Regions from separate parts of the Mus musculus genome. Here region 2 is linked to region 1. Evidence: chromatin loops called from intact Hi-C (ENCODE). Cell type or tissue: heart. All regions are shown on one strand. Links, peaks and the distances in the headings refer to the core of each region. The heading gives the core; the rest is flanking DNA.

Region 1 (7,573 bases), core at 3,109-5,608:
ATGTGCGGGGCATGATCGATCTAGGCTTTTCAGACATGTGGTTCACACTGGGCTCAGGGCCTTGCAGAGGTAGCAGCGTTCACAGCAGGCTGGCCTTCCTGGACAACATTCTACAGAGGAGAGACAAGCAGCTGAAACCACTTCACTCTCAGAAGTTCACAGAGAGCTGGGCTGAGGACTGCTGTGAGGAGATCCTTTTAGCAAGGGTGAAAAAGCAAGGGACATCAGCATCAGCAGAACCAGCAGCATCAGCATCAGCATCAACATCTGGATCAGCATCAACATCTGGATCAGCATCAGGAGCATCAGCACGATCAGCATCAGATTCTTCATTACCAGCGTCAGAATCAGCAGCACTTGCATCAGCATCAGCATCAGAGCATCAGCATCTGCATCCGCATCTGGATCAGCACCAGCATCACCACCAGCCAGCAGAAGTACCAACCCAGCAGGCATGCCACCTACTGTGAGCTCAGCCCCCTGTGTGGCCCAGCCTCCTCAGTAAGGAGGAGATCCTAAACCTAGCATCAAACTCAGGCCTCAAGGACCTCCTCATCTCTCACCAGAGGGGTTCTACCTCCAAACTCACACCTTCCAAAATGTGAGGTCACTGCTGCATCTGTTCCCATCACATGCAACGACGATGTGTCACTGAGCAGCTGGAGTCATGGATAGGAGCACTGGCTGCTCTTGCAGAGGACCTGCGTTCGAGTCCCAGCACTGACATGATGGCTCACAGCAGTCTCTAACCCTAGTTCCAGGTGATCCAGTGCCCTCTTTGGCCTCCACAAGCACTGCACGCACACAGTGCACAGACACACACGCAGGTCAAGTACCCATACACATAAAACCAGAAAACTAAAATCTCCAAAAAATTGTTTTAAAGGAAACTGTCACCGAGTCAGGTATGGCAGCGCACAAGTCTGTAATCTCAACACTTGAAAGCAGAGGGAGGAGGATCAAGAATGAAAGGTCATCCTGTGCTACATAGTGGGGCTAGCCTGGGATATATATGACCATGTTGCAACAAAAACTGAAAGTGAAGGAGGGAGGGAGGGAAGAAGGGATAGGGAGGGAAGGAGAGAGAGGAGGGAGACTCAAAATGAACACGGCAGACAGAAGCTGTGGGTAGGGAGAACACAGCTTCCCACACCTGCAGGCTGCCTCAGCCATACCTCAGTCCTGATTGGAGCCAGGACATGGGAGCCCAGAAAGAAACCCACACTAGACTCCGAGTGACATGAGAAAGAGAAAGCGATTGTATCTGTCAGTGTAGTGTTGCCAACGGCTCCAGCAAGGCCTTTCACCATGCAATCCTGGCGTTCTTTGTGTTGGCTCAGTTTTCCTTTCTCTCCTGGAAGAGTGGTGACACACGTGGTGCAGCCACCTAGGCTCTCTCAACCATGACTGGAATTGTCATAACTTCAAGGCTCCACAGGCCCGCACTACAGTGTAGCAGGCAGGCAGCTGCGCTCTGATGCGGTTACGTAAGAGACCTTTGATTCTGGAGCCATCTGCTCCCACAACAGAGAATGTGTGTGTCCCCCAGCCCCCAAAAAATCTTGTTTAAAAAGGTTTGTCTTTAAAAGTCTGTGCTGATGAGAACCTGGTATGGCTGTCCCCCTCCAAGGCTCCGCCAGAGCCTGACCAATACAGATACAGTTACACTCAGCCAACCACTGGACAGACCATGAGGACCACAATGGAGGAGTTAGGGGGAGAACTGAAGGAGCTGAAGGGGTGTGCAGCCCTATAGGAAGAACAATAATATCAACCAACCAGACCCCCCCAGAGCTCCCAGGTACTAAACCACCAACCAAAGAGTATACTCAGAGGGACCCATGGCTCCAGCTGCACATGTAGCAGAGGATGGCCTTGTCGGGTATCAATGGTAGGGAAGGCCCTTGGTCCTGTGGAGGCTCAATGACCCAGGATAGAGGAATGCTAGGATGCTAAGGTGGGAGTGGGTGGGTGGGCTCCCTTATAGAAGCAGGGGGGAGGGGATAGGTGGTTGACGGGGCTGTGTTGGGGAAAACAGGGAAGAGGTATAGCATATGAAATATAAATAAATAAAATAACAACAAAAAACCCACCCCCCCCCAAAAAAAACCCCAAAAACCTCTGTGCTGTTTGTCAGGGAATTGCCACAGCACAGTCTGGCTACTTCTATACCAGCCTCACAAGCCAGGAGCCACATGTCCACCATGTTGTCCCTCTGTCGTGTCGGGAGGTCAAGCTCCTTACTGAGGTTGGTGATACTAGAACCTTGTGCCTCGGTGCTTCTGGCTGAAGACCATCCATCAGGACAGGGGACATGCTGTCCTAGGACCCAGGCCTTCCCCCTCTGCTCCTACTCTCAGATACAGTCACTTTCTTAAGAAAGCTTTGGGCCTCTGAGACCATGCAACAGATGAAGGCTTGATTCAGAGCCTGAGAACCAAAGTTTGAACCCCAGGACACACGTGGTGATGGGGAGAACTAGCCCAAGTTGTCCTCTGACCTCCACAGTGCACCATGGAGCACACACCCACCTCCCCATGACACGAAACAAATGAATAAACTTTGTCCTTAAAAGAAAGCCTCTCACTCTGGAGAGATGGCTCTGTAGTTAAGAGCACTTGTGGCTCTTGTATCTGGTTCAATTCCCAGCACCCACATGGCTGCTCCCACATGCTGTCTGTAACTCCAGTTCCAGGGATCTGACGCCCTCTGTTGGCTTCTGCGGTTAACACAACACACACACACACACACACACACACACACACACACACACACACACGGTATAGAGACATTCAGGCTGGCAAAATGCCCACATACATAAATTTTAATTTAATTTTTGAAAAGAAAGCCCCTTTCACATCTTCACAGCAGAGTGTACACGTGGGGTCTGATTGGCTGGGATTTCAGAGCGAGTCTCTCTGGTGTGTCTGCGGGCCTCAGTGTGGGTGGGAGATGATAGCCTCCCTTGAGTCCTCAGATTGGCAATGGATGCAGTGATCATGTGACTACTGGGAAGGCCAATGTTTTGCCTAAGTGTTTTTGCACTGCTGCCCCCAGCCAGGGTTATCCAGCATTTTGTCCCCGCATGCCAAGCAAGCATCTACTCTTTGAATGGAGCCCAGGCACCTGATGGGTCTTTGAAGGCCCTGTGTTACCCAACCACATCCACCCGCTGTAGCTTTACCTTAGGTTTTGGCACTCTCCTGGCCCCAGGCTCTCCCTGCAGGTCTCCCTGTGAGCCATGGTTCCTCTCACTTCCAGGCTCCCGAGCATGCTGGTCTCTTAGCCTGATGTTCCTTCTTCCCATGAGAGGCCTTGCTTTGTCTAGAGGACTTAGCTTTTGTACCCCCCACGGGAAGGCTGTCTGCTTCTCTTGTCTGTGCCCCCATTAATTCATTACTTACTTGTTTATTGTTTGTCTTAGGCCCTAGGCTGTGTGAGTTTCCTGGAAGCAGAAACAGCCTCTGGCTTGACTGGCACTATGTCCCTAGTGTTAGCCAAGAGCCCAGCACAGAGTAGCTGTTCAATAAAATGTGCACCCGAGCAGGTGCGGTGACTTTATTCTGTCCCTCATTTTCGAGTTCCAGTTTCCAAAGAACAGTCCCAGCAGGGGAACTCTATGACTAAAAGCTCCACCCACCCAAGACACTCCCCTGCCCGCCACGACCCAGAAGCCAATAGGAAGAGTTCATAAATGGGGAAACCGAGGCACAGAACAATCAATGTGCTTGCTTTAAGGTCTTCAGGGACTGGACCGGTGGCCTTTGGGCTGAGCTCCTGAGCCACGTGGGGTCACAGCTGTCTAAGGTCGGTCGGTTGGAGGTGTCCGGGAGTGCATCAAGCTGCTTCCTGGGGTCAGGCATGTGCTGAGGTGAACACAGATGAAATGCTCAGCTGCAGGACATGGGGGTATCCCCGAAAACAGCTCTGGAAGTGGGGCACACTGATGTTTAAGAGATGATAGAGAGATCTGAGGTGAGCATGCTCAAGTCATATCCTAGCAGCAAGAAGCAGGACCGATTGAGGAAGATGCCAGGCAGGGATCTCGGCAGCTAAGACATCTGTCTACTCCCACGCTGTGATTCCTGCACCACACCCTCGCTTCTGGAAGGCGGGAAGCAGGGTGGCCTCCTCTTTGTGGTTCCAAAGGCGATGAAGGGGGCTGGCTGGGCTTGGGTGACAGACACAGATGAAAATACAGGGCTTGCGGATGGCCAGACAGGAGTGGGTTTGAGGTGCGCAGGTGAACATTCTGCTTAATAACAAGCCCCAAGCGCCGGAGGCCAGCTATCCCGAAATCCCAAGCACGTGAATGCGAAGCCACACTGTACAGTGCCCAGCGCTCCAGGCTGAGCCCTGCTGCTGACACACTGCAGGGTGGACCCCGCAGCGCTGCGCTGGAGTCTGTTCTGAGCCGCTGCATTTGGACGAGTGCAGTGCGAGGCATGCAGCAGCAGACTCTCCTGGAGCTTTCTTGCTTCAATTCATTTCCACCGAGAGATTTTCTCAGTGAAGGAAATACTATCATTCTTCGAAAGTTTGGAACTGAAGTGGACTCTGCCATTTCTTTCTCCTCCGGTGCCTGGTGGAGCCCAGAGGGATTGAGCGCCGAGGCTGGCTGGGGACTGTAGCCATTAGAGGGCGACATTGGACCAGCAAAGACCGGTCTACGAGGCAGTGGGGCTTGCGGGGAGTTTCTGGACCCATTTCCTTTCCCACCCGCCACTCACACCCCTACTGTGACTTTGATTCCTAGAAAACCCTATAAAATCAGGGTCACACGCGACAGGGAGATGGATTCAATGCGGCTTCTCAAGTTGCCTGTCTTGTTATTTTTGGCCATTTCTTTGTTCTTATGGAGAATGGAGCAGCCTCTCTTCCTGCCTGCACTGGCCACTCAGAGACACCCTTGATAACTACTGATACGGGGTAGGGTAGGGGTCAATCCGCGCGTTTTAAAACCTCACCTAGGACAAGCCACAGCCTAGGAGAAAATAAGTACATATTTAATAAATTACATATGTTAAATCTCCAAAATATACAAAGAGCCCTCTAAAGACAACAATAATTTTTTAAAAAGTTGGCTGTAAAGGCTTTTCTCTGAGTACACACTTCTGCAAGGAAGAAAGATGGTGACAAGAGACATTCAACATCTGTAGCCATTTTTTTAACATGCAAAATAAAGCCACGGTGCACACCTCTTTACCCCCTGGAAAGCAAACTGCCCAGAGGTTGAGAAGGAAGGGGGGGGGGGGAGGAGAGAGACTGAATGGAGGTGGTTTAGGTACATTTATTATCCATGTAGCTATGCTGATTTCAGACATTTGTCAAACTCAACTGTCTGGTATGTTAAGTACATACAGGGTTTCCTGAATGCCCACAATAAGGCAATAAAGCCCCTTAAAATGTCACCACGTTTTGGACTCATCTAGCTGAGTGCCACAAGGACTGTCCTCACCTTCCTCCACATCTGGACTCTGCTGTCCAGCTTCTCAGTGGGAAGATGGCTGGTTTCAGCCTTGACTGAGGCCACAGGGCTCCCTGCAAGGCTTGAACAGAGAGCAGATGTGAAGCCACCGTGTGGCTGGCAGGCTGGCTGGCTCCTGTGTCACAACCACCACTGCGAGGACATGCCTAGTCCAGACTTTTGGAGGACAAGAGACACTAGGAATAGAGCCAAGGAATGCTGTCACCTCTGCCAAGGTCAGCCGCTGTAGCTTAGGTCACTCCTTGCAGCCAGGGTCAGCCGGAAGCCACGGGAAACTCAGGACACATGTGTCCAGCCAAGATCCACTGAGCTGCTGTCAACCGACAGCTGGCTCCAAAGAAGCACGCAGTAAATGTCTTGAACTCAGTCAGTGAACTTCTCTGAGATTGGCCAGGTGGACTGATTATAGGAAAACAAAAAAACAAACAAAACAAAAATAATAAAATAAAATAGAAACAAAATGGGATGAATAATGTAGAAAGGCTTCCTGGAGGAGGTGACGCCCACTGTTTGTTTGTTTGTTTGTTTGTTTGTTTTTCCAATCTGGCTGGCATTATAGCCCAGGCTGGCCTGGAACTCACACTCCATAACCAGGCTGTTCTAGGTCGTGAGGTGATCCACTTGCCTCTGCCTCTGAACACAGGCCTGAGCCACCACACCATGCTCCCCCTGGTGTTTAAAGCTGAGTGAGCCAGTCAGAAGAAACACCACGGAGGCTGTAGAAGAACAGCAAAGAGTCGAACCTGCAGACCTGGCGGGAACACAGTTCCAGAACTCAGTGCACCCTCCAGCGTGGGCAGAAGGAGGGAGAGTCCTGTTCACACCCCAGGGCACAGGATGCCATGCTAAGACAGTTTAAGGATTGGGGGGGGGCAGCATAGGCTTCCATGACGGTGACCTCTCCAGATGACCAGGGTGGAAGTTGGGTCAACACAGCTAAGTGAGTTTGTGTTCTCCCCTGAAGGTGCAAACCCCAGGTGAGCTAGTTGAAAGATGACCCCAGGGCATGGCTACTATAACTACTGCTTCCTTTCCATTCTAGAATTTTCCTCATGGTAAGAGTCTGTCTCAGTTCTCATAGATTCCTTGACCCAGGGCCGAGTTTAACCTTCACTGTGGCCCGGTGTATTAATTTAAAATTTTCACTCATTTGTAATGGTTTGCAAGTCCACACATATGGAATAATATCTCATTCTCTAAGTGCAGGCTGTGAGGAGCCCCTGGGAAGCCTGCACGGTTATTGTACTCACAGGAACCCCAGGCTTCCTCCTGCGTTATTGTGGGCTGATTACAGGATGCCTAATGCATCTCTTCATAATAGAACCACCTTTAATTAACATCATGGCCTGATTCAGGATGAATGATGTGTGTGTCTGACACAGGGAGGAGAGACAGCAAGAGGGCATACAATTGACACCAGAGAACAGTAGGCCTTTTACAGCCATGCTTGCCTCTGGGTTTCTCTGTCCTCTCCCATGAGTCAGAAGAGCCCTTTGTCACCTGCTGACGTCCCGCTGACTACAACCCTGGGGCGCATTTCCTCTCCCCCCAAAAAAAAGGGGAAGGTGGTTGTTTGACAGGAGCCGGGTCTCTCCTCTCAGACCCCAGGTCTCTCCTCTCAGACCCTCTTGAAGAGCCACCTTGCTCTTTCCCTTTTTCCTGCCTGAGGAGGAAGCCTCAGCAGGCACAGCCCTTCTGGCCCCTCCTCCATCTTCCCAGGCTCGCTGCATGCCAGTCATAAGCCTCTCAGAGCAACAAGTGGCAGGCAGTCACCTGTATTTGATGATATTCCCTGTTGGAAGCAGAGACTCCTTGTGTGAAAAGTCTCCAGAGCGGGACATCTCCTCCACTCAGCCCTCTCCATCTTCAACACTCCTCCTTCATTCTGTCCAAGCTGGGCGTTCTATTGCCGTGATGTGACACCATGACCAAAAGCAAGTGGAAGAGGAAAGAGTTTACTATTTGGCTTACACTTCCAGATCACTGTTTATCACTGAAGGAAGTCGGGACAGGAACTCAAACAGGGCAGGGACTTGAAGGCTGGAGCTGATGCAGAGAGGCTGTGGAGAAGTGCTGCTTACTGGG
Region 2 (7,573 bases), core at 2,553-5,052, 290 kb before region 1:
GGGCTTCTGGAGAGTGGATGGCAGGGTTTGGAAGCTGCAGTTTCTCTAGGATAGCCTTGTCTATGTTCCTTGCTGCGCCACCCTGCTGATCCCAGGGCTCAGGTATCAAGGAGAATCGAGTATGGAGTCTTTTGGGACAGTGGCTGTCTCCACAACTCAGTCATTCAACAAATGTAGCGGACCCAGGCCAGCTGTGGGGAGAATGAAGCCGAAAGGAAGAGCCTCACTTTGCCAATGTTGTGTGATCCTGGACCAATTATGGGTCTTGGGCCCTCCTCGGTGAAATGGAGAGATGCTCAAGGCCCCTTTAAAGAGCCCTAAACTGAAGCAAACAAGTAGAGAAGTACCCGTGGGCACTGCCCGTTAGAGAGGCCACCAGGCCCTGAGTATCCAGGAAGTGTCTCCCAGGGAGGCACGGGTAGAGGGTTTAGGATCCCAGGGTGTGAATCTCCTTCCAGCATCCTTGGCTATTCGCTGGGGCCCTGCGTCCTCTCACAAGATACCCAGGCCCAGGGCTTCCAGAGAGGCAAGGGCTGGGTAATCTTGGGTAGGACCTGCTGGACACATATAGGTTTATAAGGAGAGGGTTGAAGAGCCTTGGCAGCCAGGCAAAGCCCTTTGAGGACCCAGGGTCTGAGGCACCTGAGGGAGAGGGTGGGGCTTGGTGGAAGGAGAGCAGAGGAGCCCGGTTCATAAAGCAGCTCTCCCGTATTGCCAGGCTCATTCATGCACGCATTTCACATTAGTGAAGCCACGCGGAAGGCAGCATGCACACTGGGTGCTTGGGATAAGATGGAAAATGCCCCGTGGCCTCTGATATTTTTCACTTACGGTGCTGGGGAAGGGCCACAGGCATGAGAAAGAACCATGTGGAGATGCTAGCCAGGATTGGAGAGGAGAGCAGGCTGTGGCAGGGGTCGGAGGCTCCCGTGTCCGGGGAAGCCTGGGGCTGAGATGGTGAAGGCATCCGGGCTCAGCATTGACATAGGCAGGGAAGGTGAGAAGAATAAGCAGAGGCAGGGACAAGCATGTGGAAAGTCCTGGGGTGGGATAGCAGGCTGGAGTAAGCTCCACAGGGCCAGCGGGAAGCCAGGGCCCAGGAGGGGCTTGAGAGACTGTGTACTGGTTGCCTTGAACTGGTCTTGAATTTTGGGTTTAATCCAGAGGGTGGTCAGAAGCCGTCAGGACTTTTAGGTGAGGGAGAGACTCTTACACGCGTTCGCTTTGGCACATGCGCAGATTATTTGTTTACCACTTAGAACACAGGATGTCAGCGCCATCTTGCAACGGCGAATGTGAGGGCGGCTTCCTACAAGAGACGTTGCCAGGTCCCTCTTGTACAAGTGTGACTTGGTACGCCTCCCTTAAACAAGAGATGCAGTTGGAGGTGGACGGGATCCAGTATCCACGTCTAGGGAAGGACGGTGACTTTGAAGCTGGACCCGCTGTCCTGCCGGATCCCAGGCAAGGCTGTTGGCAGAAAGCATTGAGACCCCTGGGCTAGGCTTGGACCTTTGATTGCAGGGAGAGCAGGGAAGCCACTCACAAGCTGTCCCACCACCCCAGGGAGGCAGAATTTATGTCCTTATTCTGGGGTCGTACGGGACTCATCCAGGTGAGTTCAGAAGTGGGGAGTTCTAGTTTACCCAGCACTGATGCAGGAACAAGGCACATCACCCCTCAGCACACAGGATGGGCTCAGCAGACTTAAGGGTCACCCTAATTCTTAGGAGCAGGTTCACAGCTGGACTAGGCTGTTCTTTGAAGAGCAGCTGTTCCCCCGTGCCCCTCCCCCATGCCGGAGGACCAGGTTGTTCACAGGGAGTGAGGACCCCAGTAAGCAGACAGCAGGGTAGAGGGCACACAGTCAGGGAAACTGACAAGGTCCAGTGCCAGGAGGGGCCAGAGAGCAAAGGTCAGGAGAGGCATGAGGCAAGAGCTTCGCTTGGTGTGAGACCATAACTGCCCCCAGACCCAACAAATGGAGTGCTTATGAGTGTGCGTGTGCGTGTGCGTGTGCGTGTGTGTGTGTGTGTGTGTGCATGTGTGTGTGTGTGCTTGCAGTAGGCTGCTCCAGGAGGAAGAATTTTTGCAGCAGAAGACTTTGGGAAGCAGATGGGGGAGGCAGCTGGCCAGTTTCTCAGGAGTCCATCTCAGGCCCTGGAGGTTGGGACAGATGATCAGTGCTCTGGATTGCTGATGACAAGAATTTTAGCTAAGAAAGTATCTGAGGGGGTCTATGCCTGAAGGCCCTATGTTCAGCGATGTTATTGGGCCCCATCTTTCTTTGCCTTTGGCTCTGGTCTCCATTCTGATTGGACACTTCCTGCGTGGGGAGGGCTCTCCCCAAGATGCCAAAGGCTCTGTAGGTTTGAAACTCCTTCAAGATCCAAGTTCACAGGGGTTGGCTTCGTTGACTCCGACTGGGCACTCTGCCTATCCTTGAGCTATCACTGTAATCAGGAACTCCATGCTCTGGCTGGCCAGCCAGGTCTGGGACTCTGTTCATTTGTATAGTAGGGAGAAGTGAGTGTGTGTGTGGGTCAGAGACAAAAGTTGTCTTAGGATGGAAGAGCTAGGCAATGGTTCCACGAGGAGGAGAGGCTGTCACCACATGCCAAGGCAGGGCACTTGGAGGGCAGAAGCCACAGATGTCCCTGATGTGTGGGGATGGGGACCCTGTGTGGTTCATTTCCTGTGTGGTTTTTTTAGAACCTGCCCTTTCACCTTGTGTTCCAATGGGTAAAGCATCAGCTTCGTGGGTTTTCCTGCTCTAAATCCTGGCACTAACTTATCTCTCTTCTCCCCAAGTTTGCTTCAGGTCTTGGTAACAGCCCCCCCTTGTCTCTCCCTGCCTCTCTCCAATCCAGATTTGATTAACCCAAGGCTATAAACAAATCTCAGAACCATGGAACCCAAGCGACTTCCAGGCAGCCAGGGTCTATCTATTCCCACAATTTTTTTTAAACTGAATTTCACATAGACACACAGGACTAAACTAATCAGGATTTTGCAAAAAGAAAAAAAAAAAACGTCTTTCTTTCCTTGGGCAACAGTGGGATCTCCCGGCCCCGGAGCACGAGGCTAACCAGGTTTCCGAGTCTTGTTTGCATAATGCAATTGGTTACAGGATTTGGCAGGGAGGAGGGTGGCAGGCCTTGAGCAGGATTCCTTCGTGTGTCACCTCTTGTTAATTACATGGTTCCCTCCTGGGTCCACAGCTTTTGAAATGAAACAGGAGGCACGCAGAACCCCAGTCCCACGGCTGTCCCAGAGGCCTGTGAGATTAACACAAAAGAGGACGGGGGCCTGGATCTGGAGAGAGTGTAGCTGGTGAAAGGCTTGCCTAGCTGCACAGGAAGCCCTGGGTCCATCTCTAGCACTGAATACATTCCGAGTGTGATGTCAAGTGAGTGGGAGTCTAGTACTTGGGAGGTGGAGGCAGGGGGATTTGAAGTTCAAGGTCATCCTTGCCAACATATCAACTTTGGGTTTGGGGATGGAACTAGACCTACGACGCTGTAACAGAAGTAAAACAGCCTGCAGGGTGCAGTGAGCACTGTTGTCTCTCCCCACCAGCTCCTCCCCCCAGCTCAGAGAGGTCAAACAACAGACTCCAAACTGCACAGCAAGAAGCTAGACAAATGTGATCCTATGATTGCAGGGTCTGGAGCTGCTATGGAGAATCTGGCCACCAGGTGGCGCCATCAGCTCAGGAATGGGGCTGTCCGACCAGGGAGGACCCTTCAGCGAGAGCTCTTTCAGCTGAGTTCTGTCCTGACACTGAAGGCACCTGTCGCACCTAACCTCTTTACTCCCTAAGGTTCCTGAGGGGATAGTGCTATTTCTGAAGTCTCTCCGTGGCCGCAGGTCTCCTCAGAGGCATCCAGCCCTCTCCTTCCCATCTCTCCCAAGCTCTAAGAGGTGTCTCAGGTCCAGGCCAGATGTGTCTCCATGTCCCTGGGTCTGTCCCACGTCACTGCAAATTTAACATTTATCCCTAAATGCTGAGGTGAGGTGGTGTCCAAGAGGCAGTGTCTCAAGGATCACAAATCTCAGCCCCAAGTCCTGGTGTGAGACAGCACTGTCCCTGGTGTGACTGAGAGACAGAGGCGCCTGCCCGCCTTGTTTCCTGGCCCTTCCGTAGTAGTAACAGGAAGTGGCTTATAAATGGCCATTTATAGTAGTTTACAATACACAGTATATAGTAAAATATATACTAGATTTATATAGCCACGTGCAATGATATACAGTATAAATGTAATAGAAACACAGACAGATATACAACAGAAATAAATATAATGTTCAGTGTCACAGAACAGCCTGCTCATGATGCATTTCCATAAATATAATTAGCGGGCATAAACTGACGAATAGCTGTTCTGCTCGCCGAGCGTTGCTCTAGGAAACGCTAATCTCATTTGTTCCTGAGATCCTCTGAGTGGGACGTCTCTGTCTCACAGGAGGGTCAGTGGGGCTCTAGGTGGGTGGGGGTGGGGAGAGATGGAACACGGTAGCGGTTCCCGTATTTGAACCCATGCCTGTCAGCTTCCTGGTTTGGTTGTCCCATCCCTGCTGGCTCTGCCCCTGGGCCTGCTCCAGCTTGGCCATGTCCAGTCAGGCCCCTCACTGTTCATAGCTTCATTCCTTCCTTATCCTGTATGCTGGCACTGCTGTAGGAGGGAGGTGGCCACCCTGCAGGATTTTCTCATTTTCCAGTATTAGACTACTCCACGTGGTTTCCTGTGTTAATTCTAGGCAGGATTCTGGGGACAGTAGGTCTCCCCCCCCCCTACACTCTACCCCATCTCTGTCCTGTGGGTGATGCAAATAGGGGCTCTGACTGCCAGGAGCTGAAGTGTTGAGGTACCTGCATCCCATTATCAGGGGCCACTGTGGCCATTCTTACTCATTTCCCCAAGAGGCCTTAATTCATGTGGCTTGTGCTCAGTTGACCCAAGCCAGGAGTAGCAGCAAAGATGGAGCCTTCCCAAGCAAAAGAGGAACCTGGCTGACCTGGGCTGTGCTGGGCCGGAGAGGGCAAACCTACCTACCTGCCACGTACTCCCCCCTCCCTCATCTCCTCTGCTCTCCCTCCTCCCAGGCACATTCCCTCCTCCCAGTTTTCTCTGTCCCTTACCCCTCCCAGTTTTTTATTTTCTCTTTCCTCCTCCCAGGAGGTGGGTTGCTCACCAGGGATAGGAGAAGGAGTCTGGGTCAGGCATGGGCAAACATTTCCTATTTTTCTATTTTACCAGCCATGTATTTATTTTAATGGGCATCAGAGAAAAACCCCATAAGCAATTAGCACATCAAGGCTTTATTTCATGGACATTACTGCTCAGGGTGAGGCAAATTGGAAAACGAGCCCATTTCAGGTTTAAAGGGACCACAAAGTGATGTATACGGGGGCTGGGTGGTGGGAAACAGGGAAGAGAGCTTGGGGCGGGGGTGCGCTGGAGATGTCTGTGCTTCCTCAAGACAAGTGACCCGAATTCATCCTGGTTCTGTCTATGACCAAAGGCCCTGGGCAAGTCTTTTACCTCCGTGAGCCTCAGTTTCCTTCTCTGTCACGTGGGACAGTGGTAGCAGTTTGTAGGTGTGGCAAGGGTTGCATGTGAGGAGGTGGAGTGCTGACAGAGCTTGACAGGAGGCAGCTTGGGGGCAGTGGAGGTAGCTTATTGTCCTGCTCTGGTGAGGTCACCCACGGCTTCCTTTGAGGATGGGATTTGGGACTCAGTACTCATTCTCTGCAGAGTGTGCCCGAGCAGTCCCCACCGGGACCCCTCGGAACCCCACACTCTGGGTGCAGGGTCCACTTTTCATCTTCTGGGTTGGTGACACAGTAGGCTGAGGCCACAAGGCTCACTGCACAGGGATGTGACTGTGAGGAACAATCAGAAAGGATAGGTCAGCTCCCAAGATGCGGGCGGCCTTTAGCCTATGGGAGGAGTTTGTCCTCCTGTCAAGATCTGTTGGTGAGTGGGTGTGGGTGAGGATGTGGTGGAATCTCTGGGTCTGTGAACCAGCTCTGAGTACCACCATCTACCCACCATTTGTCTGTCCATCCATCCATCCATCCATCCACCCATCCATCCACCCATCCACCTCACCCATTTATTCATCTATCTGTCCATCCATGTGTCTATTCATCTGCCTATTCATCCATCATCTACCATTCATCTCTTCATTCACTGTCTACTCATCCATCTGTAATCTATCCACAATCCATCCATCCATCTGTCTGTCTGCCTGTCTGTCCATCTGTCTGTCCATCCATCCATCCATCCATCCATCCATCTATCCATCTACCCATCATCTACTCACCACCCACTCATTCACCATCTACCTACCATCCATTTGTCTGTCTGTCTGTCTGTCTGTCTGTCCACTCATCCATCTGTCCATCAATCCATCTATCCACCCATTATCTACACACCACCCACTCATTCACCATTTACCCACTATCTAACCAACTACTCATTTACACATGTGTCACTCACTCATCATTTATCCACCTATCCACCATTCACCATTTACCCACTATCCATCTATCTGTCATCTACCTGTCTATCTATCTATCTATCTATCTATCTATCTATCTATCCATCCATCCATCCACCCACCCACTCACCATCAATTCCCCATCCATTCATCCATCTATCTTTCCATCCATCAAATCTAACTACCATCTGTTCGTCCATCATCCTCCTGCCCACCATCCATCCATTCGTCCCCTATCCAGTCAACACCTACTGATTCTCTTTCTCCATCCAGTCACCCATCTATACATTATTATTCCATTGGTCCACATATCCATCCATCTTTCCATCCTCCATTTTCTATCCTCAATCGACGGGGTTAATAGAAGGATTGAAAGAAGGAGGAAGTGATGGAGAGATGGATAGGGATACAGGGACAGTGAATGGGAGGAGAGATGAAGGGATGAAGGAGGAGATGGATAGATAGAGGGAGGGAAAGAGTCATGACAGAGCCAGGAGATTCTGAGTAGGCATGTGTACTGGTGGAAGTCCTGACCTGATTAGCCTTTATTCCAGACTCACCTGTCACTGGATGGTGACATGTCTGGCACACAGGAACCATTTAAACTCTCATCCATCTGGTGTGTGTGTGTGTAGATTAGCATTCTTCACGTAAAAGATGAGAAAGCAGAGGCTGACGGGCCACACATCTCAGGAGGGCAGTGTCATGGTTTGAGCCTCAGTTTCTCCATCCTCACATCTCAGGAGGGTAGTGTCATGGTTTGAGCCTCAGTTTCTCCATCCTCACATCTCAGGAGGGTAGTGTCATGGTTTGAGCCTCAGTTTCTCCATCCTCACATCTCAGGAGGGCAGTGTTATGGTTTGAGCCTCAGTTTCTCCATCCTCACATCTCAGGAGGGCAGTGTTATGGTTCGAGCCTCAGTTTCTCCATCCTCACATCTCAGGAGGGCAGTGTCATGGTTTGAGCCTCGGTTTCTCCGTCCCCACCCCCTCTTTCCTATTCATCTGCCTGATGGGGCTAGCAGCTGCTGGTCATCTCCTGTCTGTGGTTACTAAGGATCATGGACCAT

What was found. Hi-C counts contacts between places; a loop is a spot of excess contacts. Peaks named below come from ENCODE experiments on the same cell type or tissue, not always from the same donor. Only the 100,000 strongest peaks of a DNase experiment are listed, where the experiment ranks them.
Region 2: it touches region 1 in a loop (4-fold over the local background); 20 of 42 quality-filtered maps call a loop at or near these places.

What each region holds. Positions count from the first base shown.
Region 1 is chr4:131,248,737-131,256,309 of GRCm38, forward strand. No RefSeq gene overlaps it. Among named protein-coding and RNA genes, the nearest start is that of Gm25261, 13 kb to the left of the region's middle. In heart, for the core only: a CTCF peak has its summit at 4,627 (motif pointing right); a DNase peak (open chromatin) is centred at 4,665; H3K4me3 peaks cover 839 bases; H3K27ac peaks cover 1,493 bases; H3K27me3 peaks cover 619 bases.
Region 2 is chr4:130,956,598-130,964,170 of GRCm38, forward strand. No RefSeq gene overlaps it. Among named protein-coding and RNA genes, the nearest start is that of Matn1, 16 kb to the left of the region's middle. In heart, for the core only: a CTCF peak has its summit at 3,691 (motif pointing right); a DNase peak (open chromatin) is centred at 3,684; H3K27me3 peaks cover 345 bases.